Linked DNA regions of Homo sapiens: region 2 is linked to region 1. The links are chromatin loops, found by intact Hi-C in ENCODE. Cell type or tissue: Caco-2. All regions are shown on one strand. Each heading gives the region's core, and the rest is flanking DNA. Links, peaks and the distances in the headings are about the cores only.

Region 1 (5,383 bases), core at 265-5,264:
CTTCTTTGTAAGCCTAGGATCAGAGTACAGGATTCATAGTCACTTTTTTCTTTTTGTTCTTTTGTTTTGTTTCTTTGAAACAGGAGTCTTAATGCTCAGGCTTGTCTTGAACTCCTGGCCTCAAGCAATCCTCCTGCCTCCATCTCCCAAGTAGTTGGGATTATAACCACGAGCCACTGTGCCCCATAGACACTTCTTATATTTAACCAAATCATATGGCAGAATAGAGGCCTTATATCCACTTACCATACCAACTAGAATACACTCAGACTATACCTGCTTAGATCACATGCCCAATCCAAAATAATCATGGTGGCTGAGGGAATGCAATGTGCTAACTAGCCAAACCTGAAGCTTAGGATAGATGGAGCCAGCTTCCCCAGAATCACACAGATGTCTGAACACAAATTAAGGTGTTGCAAGGAAGGAGAAAGGAGATGAATTTAAGAGAAGCAATCAATAAGTGTTCGTTACATACAAGGAAAATTGGAATCAAGTTATTAAGATCATCCAGCTCTCTGAACCATCTGATCAGTAACTCCTCCTGTTCACATTACTTCCTGTTGTGACCTCACGCTTCTTCAGACTAATTTAAGACTGTGGTTCTCCAGAGGCTTCAGCTATTCTCCACAGAGAAGCTAGCTGATTTGTCATGACTTCTAATCACTCATCCTGAGTACCAAATTGAAATGCTGATTTGGCAAGATTATTAAAAGATCTCAAGGCACTTTCCAGAACATAAAAGACTTGGTTAAAAGTAAGTATCTCTTGAGTCAATTAAAATGTCCTTGGCTGTCTTTCTTGCCTTGGTTTCCTCCTTAGTAAGTGTAAATTCAAAATAACAGGGAAATAGATAAGGTAAAGCTTCTTTTTAGGAAAGGGTTTTCTCACACAGTTGACCGACAAGACAGATTTCCTACTGGCTGGACTGATAACAGTGAGCAAATGGGTCCTGATACCTTCACCATCCTATGATTTTCAACAAGCTACTATATTTCATTAATTCAAATTCAGTTCTATTTTAACATCAAAATCAGAATGTTTCCTACTGTTGAGAGTGTCTTACAGTTAAGCTGCAGTCAGGACACAGCTGTCATTGCCTGCACAAGAGTGTACTTGGTTGTCATGTCTGTCATTGTGACTGAACAAATACAACCCTGAACAAATAAATCAAGGGCCATTTTAAGGAGAAACATGAATTTCAGTAGTTGTGAGACTTTTTGCTAAGATCTTCTAGTAAGACCAAGAAAGTGCCAAAGTTGAAACTTGCAAAATACGTGTCAGTAACCTGAAAGAAAAATTTGAAGACAATGTTGAATCATTTTTAAGAAATGTTGCACCATCAATACTCTTGATGGCATGCAGGGCAGTTATTATGTAGGCAAATATGGACAATGAATTAAAAAGTGATTGAAAGCTAGAATTGATTATGAAGTAGTTTTAGAAATTTCTTTACCAATGTTTCATTTATACTTTTCTTTTTTGTGTATGCAAGAGAGTGCCGGACTATAAATCCATGTCCGCATAAGTCTACAAGCACTCTTTCAATAAGGTATTTATTCCCCTGCTTAGTGGAATATAAAATAATTGTGAATGACATTGAATGAGAACTTTTTTTTTTTTTGAGACGAAGTCTCGCTCTGTCGCCAGGCTGAAATGCAGTGGTGTGATCTCAGCTCACTGCAACCTCCGCCTCCCGGGTTCAAGTGATTCTGCCTCAGCCTCCCAAGTAGCTGGGACTACAGGTGCGTGCCACCATGCCCAGCTAATTTTTGTATTTTTAGTAGAGACAGGGGTTTCACCACGTTGGCCAGGATGGTCTCAATCTCTTGACCGCGTGATCCGCCTGCCTCGGCCTCCCAAAGTGCTGGGATTACAGGAATGAGAACATTTCTAAGGCCTCATTTGAAAATTGGGATGACAAAGACTCCCTAATAGCTGTAGAATAAAATGCAAATAAAACACAGCATTCAAAGGCCTCTATAACATTGCCTAAATCTACATTTTCCACTCTTGTCTCCTATCACACTTCCAAGTCCACTACACACTGTGAAATTAAATAATTCAAACTGAAAGCTATTGGAACTTTAAATTATTCGGAGCCTTGGGAGGAATGTGGCTATGCAGCCTGAGTCACATGTCATGCAGCTGCAACTTCTGCCCCCATTCCCCACCCCCAAACCCCCCACCCCGTAATTAAGACCAAATGGCGCCAGAGATAAGACCATCTCAGAACGTTGTCCCTCCTCATGGAGTAATCTTCCTTGGAATGTAGGAATCTGTAACCAGTCAAATCACTGTAACGTATGCACTGGTCTTGTATGGGAAATGTTGTAATCCTGTTAAAATTTCTGTGTCTCTGCCTATGTAAGTGAAACCTTATCTTCTCTACTTTGAAACTCTGACCCCATTCATTTGGAGTCAGTGTCTCCCAGGTGGCCATACTTAAGCTTTGTACTCAAATAGACTCTACTTAATCGTATTTTCTGAATCTCACTATTTAAGGTTGACAATACCAAATTATACACATTATTCCTTGAAGATCACCTGCTCCTTTTCACTTCTGTGCCTTTAAGTTGTTTCTTCCACTGAAAATGTCCCATCTCCCATCCATCTCATTTACTAGAAGGTGGTCTTGAATAGCTTCTTTAATCTCTCAATTCCTCACTTTTCTTATCTTTGAAATGGGAATCTAACTTTAGGTTTGATTTGAGGATTTAATGAGCTAATACATATAAAGCACTTAACACAGACTCCAACTAACCTGTGGTCAAGCAGTATTTATCTGTGTCTTGAGAGATGAGTCTCAAAAAAGTAGTGAACTAGCCAAGGGCACACAGCTTATTTAACAGCTAAGGCAGAGTAAGAACTTAGACCTCCTCACTCCCAGTACAGAGCTGTCTTTAGATTTAAGAAATGGCTCTTCCTCCTCCCACCTGCTACAGCCAAATACTGCTAGACTGGTAAAAAAGGTTCTTCTTTTATTTCCCTAGAAGCCTGTTTCTCCCTCTTCCTCCTTTCCCTATATCAGATCTCCTAAACATGTTACTAAAAACTAAAAGGTAAATAGATAAAAAAAAAAAGGTTCCATGTTTGAGCACATTTGACCCTGTGTTAAGCACATTAAATGAGTTTATCATTTCAGAGCCTCCAATGTAGTTATGTACATATAGAGTCACCATGAAAAAGAAATATAGTATGGATTGTTTCTCAAATTATTTAATCAGAGAACCAGAGGTGGCTGTATCACATATGTGAGGTCAGGCCATTAAAACCTACACACTTAACTTCGCAGTTCCTTGCTGCTTAAAGAATAAGAGCTCTAACTCCTTAGCATATGAGAATCTTCATAACTTGGCCATGCTAATCCCACCACTTCTCATATATCAGCTCCATTCTCATCATTCCAGCGTGTCAGTAACAAGTTTTACAAGTTGTTCCCTTTGGCTAAAAGACCTTTGTTCTCTTCTTCTAGTCCAAGTTTTACTGATCCCTCCAGACCTGGCTGATGGAACCAAGCCCTGAAGCCTTCTCTGAATATTCCCAATCAATTAGCTGTACCCTCCTCTGTGCTCTCATGGCACTTTGTTTATGTCGGAATTGCAGCATCTCAGTGGCTCTCAGTTAACCGTTGATTGATTTCCTTCTACACCTGGCTCCTGAAGGCCAAGGACTGTATCATTTACATCCCCAGTGAGAGGCATCCTGTAGGCACTCAATAAAAGCCTACAATTCCTTGGCCCCCCCTTCTGCTGGAGCAATATTCTTTTTTTTATTATTATTTTTTTTTTTTTGAGACAGAGTCTCGCTCTGTCGCCCAGGCTGGAGTGCAGTGGCGGGATCTCGGCTCACTGCAAGTGCTGGAGCAATATTCTAAAACAAAGCTTTCCTGGATTCTCAAAGACCTGAGGTATGCTTTTTTTCCTAGTGTAAATAACAATAGGGATACTTACACTTTAATGCCTAATAGACCCTCCAAGAACAGCAGTTAGGTAAGTCTCTGTGTATTGCATAGTACTGCACATAAAATTAAGTCACCACGCATGGAAAGCAATGCATTCCTTCCTTTTCAGTCAATTGTAATCATGAGACCTTTTAGACTTAGCCACAATAAATCCTATTTTTCTAAACGTTCAAAAGACTGTCAAATGTTGTTCCTCCAATTTTAATAAAGTCCCTGTAGATTTGAGAGCAGAAAACATTTATTTTATTTGTTACTAAAACAAGGAACTCGATTAGAAGTCAACAGTATGAGATGAAAACTAGAGATTATGAGCCATGATTCTTTTACTCATGATAGAGGTTCTGGCCTCTCAGATTCCCTAGACTAACGTTTCTCAGAAAACACATTTAGTCTATCCTTTGTCTGACTTTAGAAACAGTCTTCCAGCCGGGTGTGGTGGCTCACGCCTGTAATCCTGGCACTTTGGGAGGCCAAGGCAGGTGGATCACCTGAGGTCAGGAATTCAAGACGAGCCTGACCAACATGGCAAAACCTTGTCTCTACCAGTAACACAAAATTAGCTGGGCATGGTGGCACATGCCTGTAGTCCCAGCTACTTGGGAGGCTGAGGCAGAAGAATCGCTTGAACCTGGGAGGCAGAGGTTGCAGTGAGCTGAGACCATGCCATTGCACTCCAGACTGGGCAACAAGAGCAAAACTCCGTCTCAAAAAAGAAAAAACAGAAATGAAATAATCTTCCAGAAAAGGCTGCAAGTCATGACTGGCAAGTAGAGAATACTACCATTTCCATGAAAAGTAGGCATAAGATAAAAAATTCATTAATTCAAACACTGAAACACAAGGAATGGCATAGCTACGACAATGTCTTTTTCTTTTTTTTTAAGACGTGGGGTCTCAGCCGTGTGTGGTGGCTCACGTATGTAATCCTAATACTTTGGGAGGCGAGGTGGACAAAATCATTTGAGCCCAGGAGTTTGAGACCAGCCTGGGCAACATGGCAAAACCCTGTCTCTCCAAAAAAAAAAAAAAAAAAATACAAAAATTAGCCAGGTGTGGTGGTGTGCGCCTGTAATGCCAGCTACTCGAGAGGCTGAGGTGGGAGGATGGCTTCAGCCCAGGAGGCAGAGGTTGCAGTAAGCTGAGATCATGCCCCTGCACTCCAGTCTGGGCAACAGAGCCAGACCGTGTCTCAATTAATTAAATGAATGGCCACAGACCTCGTCCCAGGAGTAGTGAGTCAGGGTAAGGTCTCTGGGAGGTGGAGGGATTGAATGGGAGAAATGATCTTCCAAGGCCCTTTCCAAGGCTCCCAAAATCTTGGAACTTTACTCGCCAGGCATTGCGGGCTTTCGTGACATTGCTGGCTTTCCTGACATTGCTTTTCAGTGGTGCAGGAGCAGAGAGCTTCACTGCCCAGAG
Region 2 (5,383 bases), core at 107-5,106, 90 kb before region 1:
GCAACAGAGTGAGACTCCATCTCAAAGAAAAAAAAAAAAAAAAGAAGAAGAAGAAGAAGAAAGAAAAAGAAAAAACACAAAAAATCTACAACAAAACCCAACAAAACTCTCAGGACGAATAAGTGAGTTCAGCAAGGTCACAGGATACAAGATAATCATACAGAAATCAATTTACTTCTAACTAGCGATGAATATGCAGGCATATAAAATAAAAATACAATGCCATTTATAATTGTTCTTAAAAATTGAAAAGGTATAAATCTAAAAAAATCGCTGTGCAGGGCATGTATGCTAAAAGCTATACAAAGCTAATGAAAGAAATCAAAGGAGACTTAAATAAATGAAGAGACATACCATATTCATGGATTGGACAACTCGACTTGGTGCATCTCCCCAAACTGACGTACAGATTTAACACAATTCCCATCAAAATCCCACAAGAATGTCTGTAGATGTACGTAAGATTGTTCTAAAATGTATATGAAAAGGCAAAGGAAGCACAATAGCTAAAATAATTCTGAAAAATAAAATGGGAAGAATCAGTCTGCCAGATTTTAAGACTTATTATATAGCTACAACAATCAAGACTGTGTAGCACTGGCGAAGAGACAGACACAGAAAAGTGGAATAGATCAATTCTTGGCCGTTTGGCTAAGATCAAGTGAAGAACAATGGATTAGAACAGAAAACCCAGAAACAGACCCTCACAATATGCCCAACTGATTTTTCACAAACGTGTAAAAGCAATTCAATCAAGAAAACAGCTAGTTGTCATGGTTCGTGCCTGTAATCCCAGCACTTTGGGGGGCCAAGGTAGGTGGATCACTTGAGGCCAGGAGTTCGAGATTGGCCTGGCCAACATGGCAAAACCCTGTCTCTACTAAAAATTTTAATATAAAAAAGAAAAGAAAAGGCCTTTTCAAGAAATGGTGCCAAAGCAATCAAGCATCCATAGGGGAGTAAAGACCTTAATCTAAGTCTCACATCTTATACAAAAACTAACTCAGAATGAATCATGGACTTAAACGTAAAATGTAAAACTATAAAACGTTTAGAAAAAAAGGTGAAAATCTTTGGGATCTAAGGTACATTTCATGAGAAATCAACAAGCTCCTTGTATAGAATTCAGTAAAAACAAACACAAAATGTGTTGAATGCTTTGACAGATAAAGAGGCAAGGCCCAAAAATACTCCTTTGAAGTAACTTACAATATTTACAAAGTTTCAGGAAGTTAAGACATTAATATATATCCCTAAAACTAGAAGATTTTTTTGTAAGCACCATAAAAAAAGACATAATACGCTAGTAGACCACTGAAGCAGGGAATCAAACTTTCAGGGTTAAGAGAGAGAAACAGCATGAGAGAAAGCAAACATGCACGAGAGAGAAGGAGCAATGAACACAAACAATGAGGAAGGTAGGGTTTGATATGCGGTTTTGGAAAGGAAGAACAGGACCTTTTTTTTTTTTTTTTTTTTTTTTTTAAATACAACATACAGTATGACCAATGACCAAGGCCTGGGCATGGGAACAGATAAAATAGGTTCAGAGAATATGGCACAGTCTTCTCAATATGGAAAAGAGGGAGGAAAGGAAGAGTTTGGAGGTCCTGAAAAGCCTTGAATGCCACCCTAAGAAGTTTCATCTTTCCTTTATTTGTAACGGGGAGCCATTGAAGAGTATAGATCAGCAGAGAAATGTTAACCAATGCTGTGCTCTCATCTGGCAAAGTGCGGGAGACAAACCAGAAAAATAAAAAATAAGAGACAAGAAAACAATTAAGAAGCTGTTGCGATAGTCTGCAATGGTGAGAGAAGATGGCAATCTAAATTAGGGTAGTAATAACGGAGACAAAAGACAATGAAAGTCACTTTACTTAACAGTGGGGCTTAAAGAAGTATATGGATAGGGTCTACTGTCAAGAAAGTTGGAAAAAAGAATTTGTGTCTAGGATCAAGGGTATGCCACTCCCATCTCTGATGAAATAGAAGTGACTGTTTTCCTTCTGTCAGAAAACAAACCATTTCACAACCATCAAGACCACAAAGTGTGGGTACATATGACCTGGAAGTTGCATCACTCCTAGCTGTTGAACAGACAGTACATGTCACATGAACCTGTCTCTATCCTTTGGGTTAGATCTCAAGGTCTTCAAGCATGTAGAATGAGGCTATAACTTCCTCTTATTGCTCTTGGCGCCCAGAAAACCTAGGTGGGCCACAATTTAGCTGTGCAAGAGTGTTATGCTCCCTTCTGGTGACAATGAAGGCCCGTGAAAGTTTATCACACCAGGATTCTGCAAGATTCTGCCTGGAGTCATGATCATAGTGTTGTTCTAAGATATAAAGGGCCGCCAATATGTGGAAGAGCGATTTGATTTATTTTTAGTTACTCAACATACTCAAGTTGAACAAGTACCAGCAGGAGCAGTCTACGGAAAACCAAATTTTATTTTTTTTAGAACGTAAGAACTTTCTAAATGAGTGGTCCAAAGCAGGTCTCTTGGAAACTGGAGAATACTCAACACTGGAGATTTTGAAGAAAGAGGCAAGGTGAGGGATCAGCAAACTTTGTTAAGGATGTTAGCAAATATTTTGGGTTTTACAGGTCATATTTTCTCTGTCATAACTACTCAGTTCTATAGTGGCATGACAGCAACCATACACAATTCATAAGCAAACAGGCATGGCTGTGTTCCAATAAAACTGCTTAGAAAAAGAAGTGGTGGCAGGATTTGTTTGTTGACTCCTGGCCTAAACAAAGGGTGGGAAGGTTGGGGAGTGTGACAGAAGAAGGGCTCAAAGAGTAGATCAAGGCTGGGCGTGGTGGCTCACGTCTGTAATCCCAGCATTTTGAGAGGCCGAGGCAGGCAGATCACGAGGTCAGGAGATTGAGACCATCCTGGCTAATACGGTGAAACCGTCTCTACTAAAACGACAAAAAAAAAAAAAAAAAAAAAATTAGCCAGGCGTGGTGGCGAGCACCTGTAGTCCCAGCTACTCGGGAGGCTGAGGCAGAAGAATGGCTTGAACCTGGGAGGCAGAGCTTACGGTGAGCGGAGATCGCACCACTGCACTCCAGCCTGGGCAACAGAGCAAGACTCTGTCTCTGTCTCAAAAAAAAAAAAGAGTAGATCAATAGATGGACAAGAGACTACCTAAGGTCTATTCTCCCCTATCTTGAGAGACTTACTTTTTTCTTTTTCTTTTTTTTTTTTTTTTTTTTTTTTTTTTGCGACAGGGTCTCCCTCTGTTGCCCAGACGGGAGTGCAGTGGCGCAAACATGGCTCACTGTAGCCCCGACCTCCTAGGCTCAAGCGATCCTCCTACCTCAGCCTCCCATTTAGCTGTGATCACAGGATGCGCCATCATACCCAGTTAATTTTTTTTTTTAGAGATGGAGTCTCACTATGCTGGCTAGGCTAATGTCAAATTCATAGGCTCAAGTAATTCTCCCACCTCAGCATCCCAAAGTGCTGGAATTACAGATGAGCCACTGTACCCAGCCCCTTATGTATTTTTTAACTAAGAAAACATGATATGGTAACACCTCATTTAATCAGATTACTCAGATTCTTAGAACAGAGGGATGTGTTCTTCTGAATAACCACATCTCCACCTGGGAGCTTCACTAAGAGGTGTGTAGGGGTGTGTGTGTGTGTGTGTGTGTGTGTGAGAGAGAGAGAGTCAGTCTTTGTTATTGGTGAATTTTTAAAAAATAAGGCAAAGAGCTTTTTGAAGATACAACTGTTATGTTCTTCATATACCCGCCTAACAGGTTTAAATTATAGGTATCACCCAGTAACCTCAGTTAGATTCAGATTAACCATAAACCTCACTTCATAGGATTCTCTAGGTTTACTGGCAGTTTTTGGTTTTACCCTCTTCAGAAAGCGGGAAGTTAAAAGGACACGCCTATTCCAGGAGTTTCGCAAAAGCCTCTTCCAAGTAATGTCTTGCCCCTTCTACAACCTTAGCCACAAGGCACGTGAGATTTGGTATCAGAAAAGATGATTTGAGACCTTGAGAAGTCCTTAGTCATCAAAGAAGAGTTCTGTTATCTTTGGTATACCAAAGTCAGGGCAGAAGATAGAAGATTCTGGAGGTTTAGAAATATTTTCAACTGTCAACTCTCAGGTGGTGATGTGGTTGAGTTCTAGCTCAAACAAACACAAAGACACAGGGGAATCTGATCTCACTTCTGAACATATGATGTACAAGTCTATCCTAATATATTTCAACACGAAGCTACTATGCCAGTCTCGTGTCCCATAATAGTTAACAGCAAACATTACAAGAGTACAGTGGGAGTCATGTAACAGTTACACATTTTTGAAGGCACACTTCCTGAGCGAGGAAAGGCTTTTTGCTATCCTTCCTCTAGCAATCCTTCGACTACTCTGGACCATAGAGACTTTATACTCTCTGAGGAAATTTTTAAAAGTGTATTTGCTGAGCTCTTGCTACCTGCCATGTGCTTTCTACTCATTATCACATTTAATCCTTTAACAAATGCTGCAAGGTAAATAGGATCCTCTTAACAGGTGAGGAAAAAGAAGTTCATAGAGATTAAACAACTTACAGAGACCACAGCCCAAGATCTTCTTATTCTGTGGGTCCAGACCCACAAAGAACTTGAGGTGAAGCTACTGCAGATGAATTGCTCACTACACTTTGAGAAACACTGGCCACAGAGTTTATGAATTCAAGTTTATAGTTAATTGGTGATGGCAGATGGCAATAATGCAACTAGAATCTAGGCCTCAGCTCCTAGTCCAAAGTTATTTCCACTCCTCAAATGCAGATCCCCTAGAAGAGAGCAGCATAGTTAACTGTATTTGTTCTGGACTCATTCATCTGAGAAAGGGCAGATAAGTACAGTTTCCCTCGGACTCTAAAGGAACTTATTTGCTCCTCGGGCACAGAATGAATTTTTTCTTACCCCAAGACTATGACATTCTGAGGTCAGGGGCTTTTGTATCTCCAGCATTTATTTAGCACAGGACTTGATACTTCCAAAGCACTATATAACTGTTCAATGAAAGTTATACCAAAGGAACAAAATAATGTTTATTTGCTTCTGTTTTGGGGGAAAAAAACCTCTCAGTCAGATGATCTGTTAATTTAACACAATCTCTATTCCAGGTAAGATGGTACACAGACACCATAAACACAAAAGATCACCTAGAATCCTTTATATAAAGCTGACTCCAACTATAGGCTTCAAGGAGTAGATCATGGTAATCTAGATTAAGCCAATTTGCACCATTTCATCCTACATGCCACTGTGATCAGTTTAGCGACAAGCGTTATGTTCCAAGCCAGCTCAGAGTCATTAAGATTCAACTCCAGGACCTTTGTTTTGTGTTACTCAAACTGGCTG

What was found. A loop is a pair of places that touch in the nucleus more often than their neighbours do. Peaks named below come from ENCODE experiments on the same cell type or tissue, not always from the same donor. Only the 100,000 strongest peaks of a DNase experiment are listed, where the experiment ranks them.
Region 2: a loop joins it to region 1, with 4 times the contacts of the local background. A loop is called at or near these places in 1 of 110 quality-filtered maps.

The regions. Positions count from the first base shown.
Region 1 is chr11:78,378,603-78,383,985 of GRCh38, forward strand. All of the region lies in intron 1 of GAB2 (GRB2 associated binding protein 2), which reads right to left. Among named protein-coding and RNA genes, the nearest start is that of GAB2, 37 kb to the right of the region's middle. In Caco-2, for the core only: no CTCF peak of the experiment used is centred there; DNase peaks (open chromatin) are centred at 2,189 and 3,459; H3K4me3 peaks cover 650 bases.
Region 2 is chr11:78,288,356-78,293,738 of GRCh38, forward strand. The region is part of intron 1 of GAB2 (GRB2 associated binding protein 2); the gene reads right to left. Among named protein-coding and RNA genes, the nearest start is that of USP35, 100 kb to the left of the region's middle. RefSeq lists an enhancer at 1,908-2,202. In Caco-2, for the core only: no CTCF peak of the experiment used is centred there; a DNase peak (open chromatin) is centred at 2,077.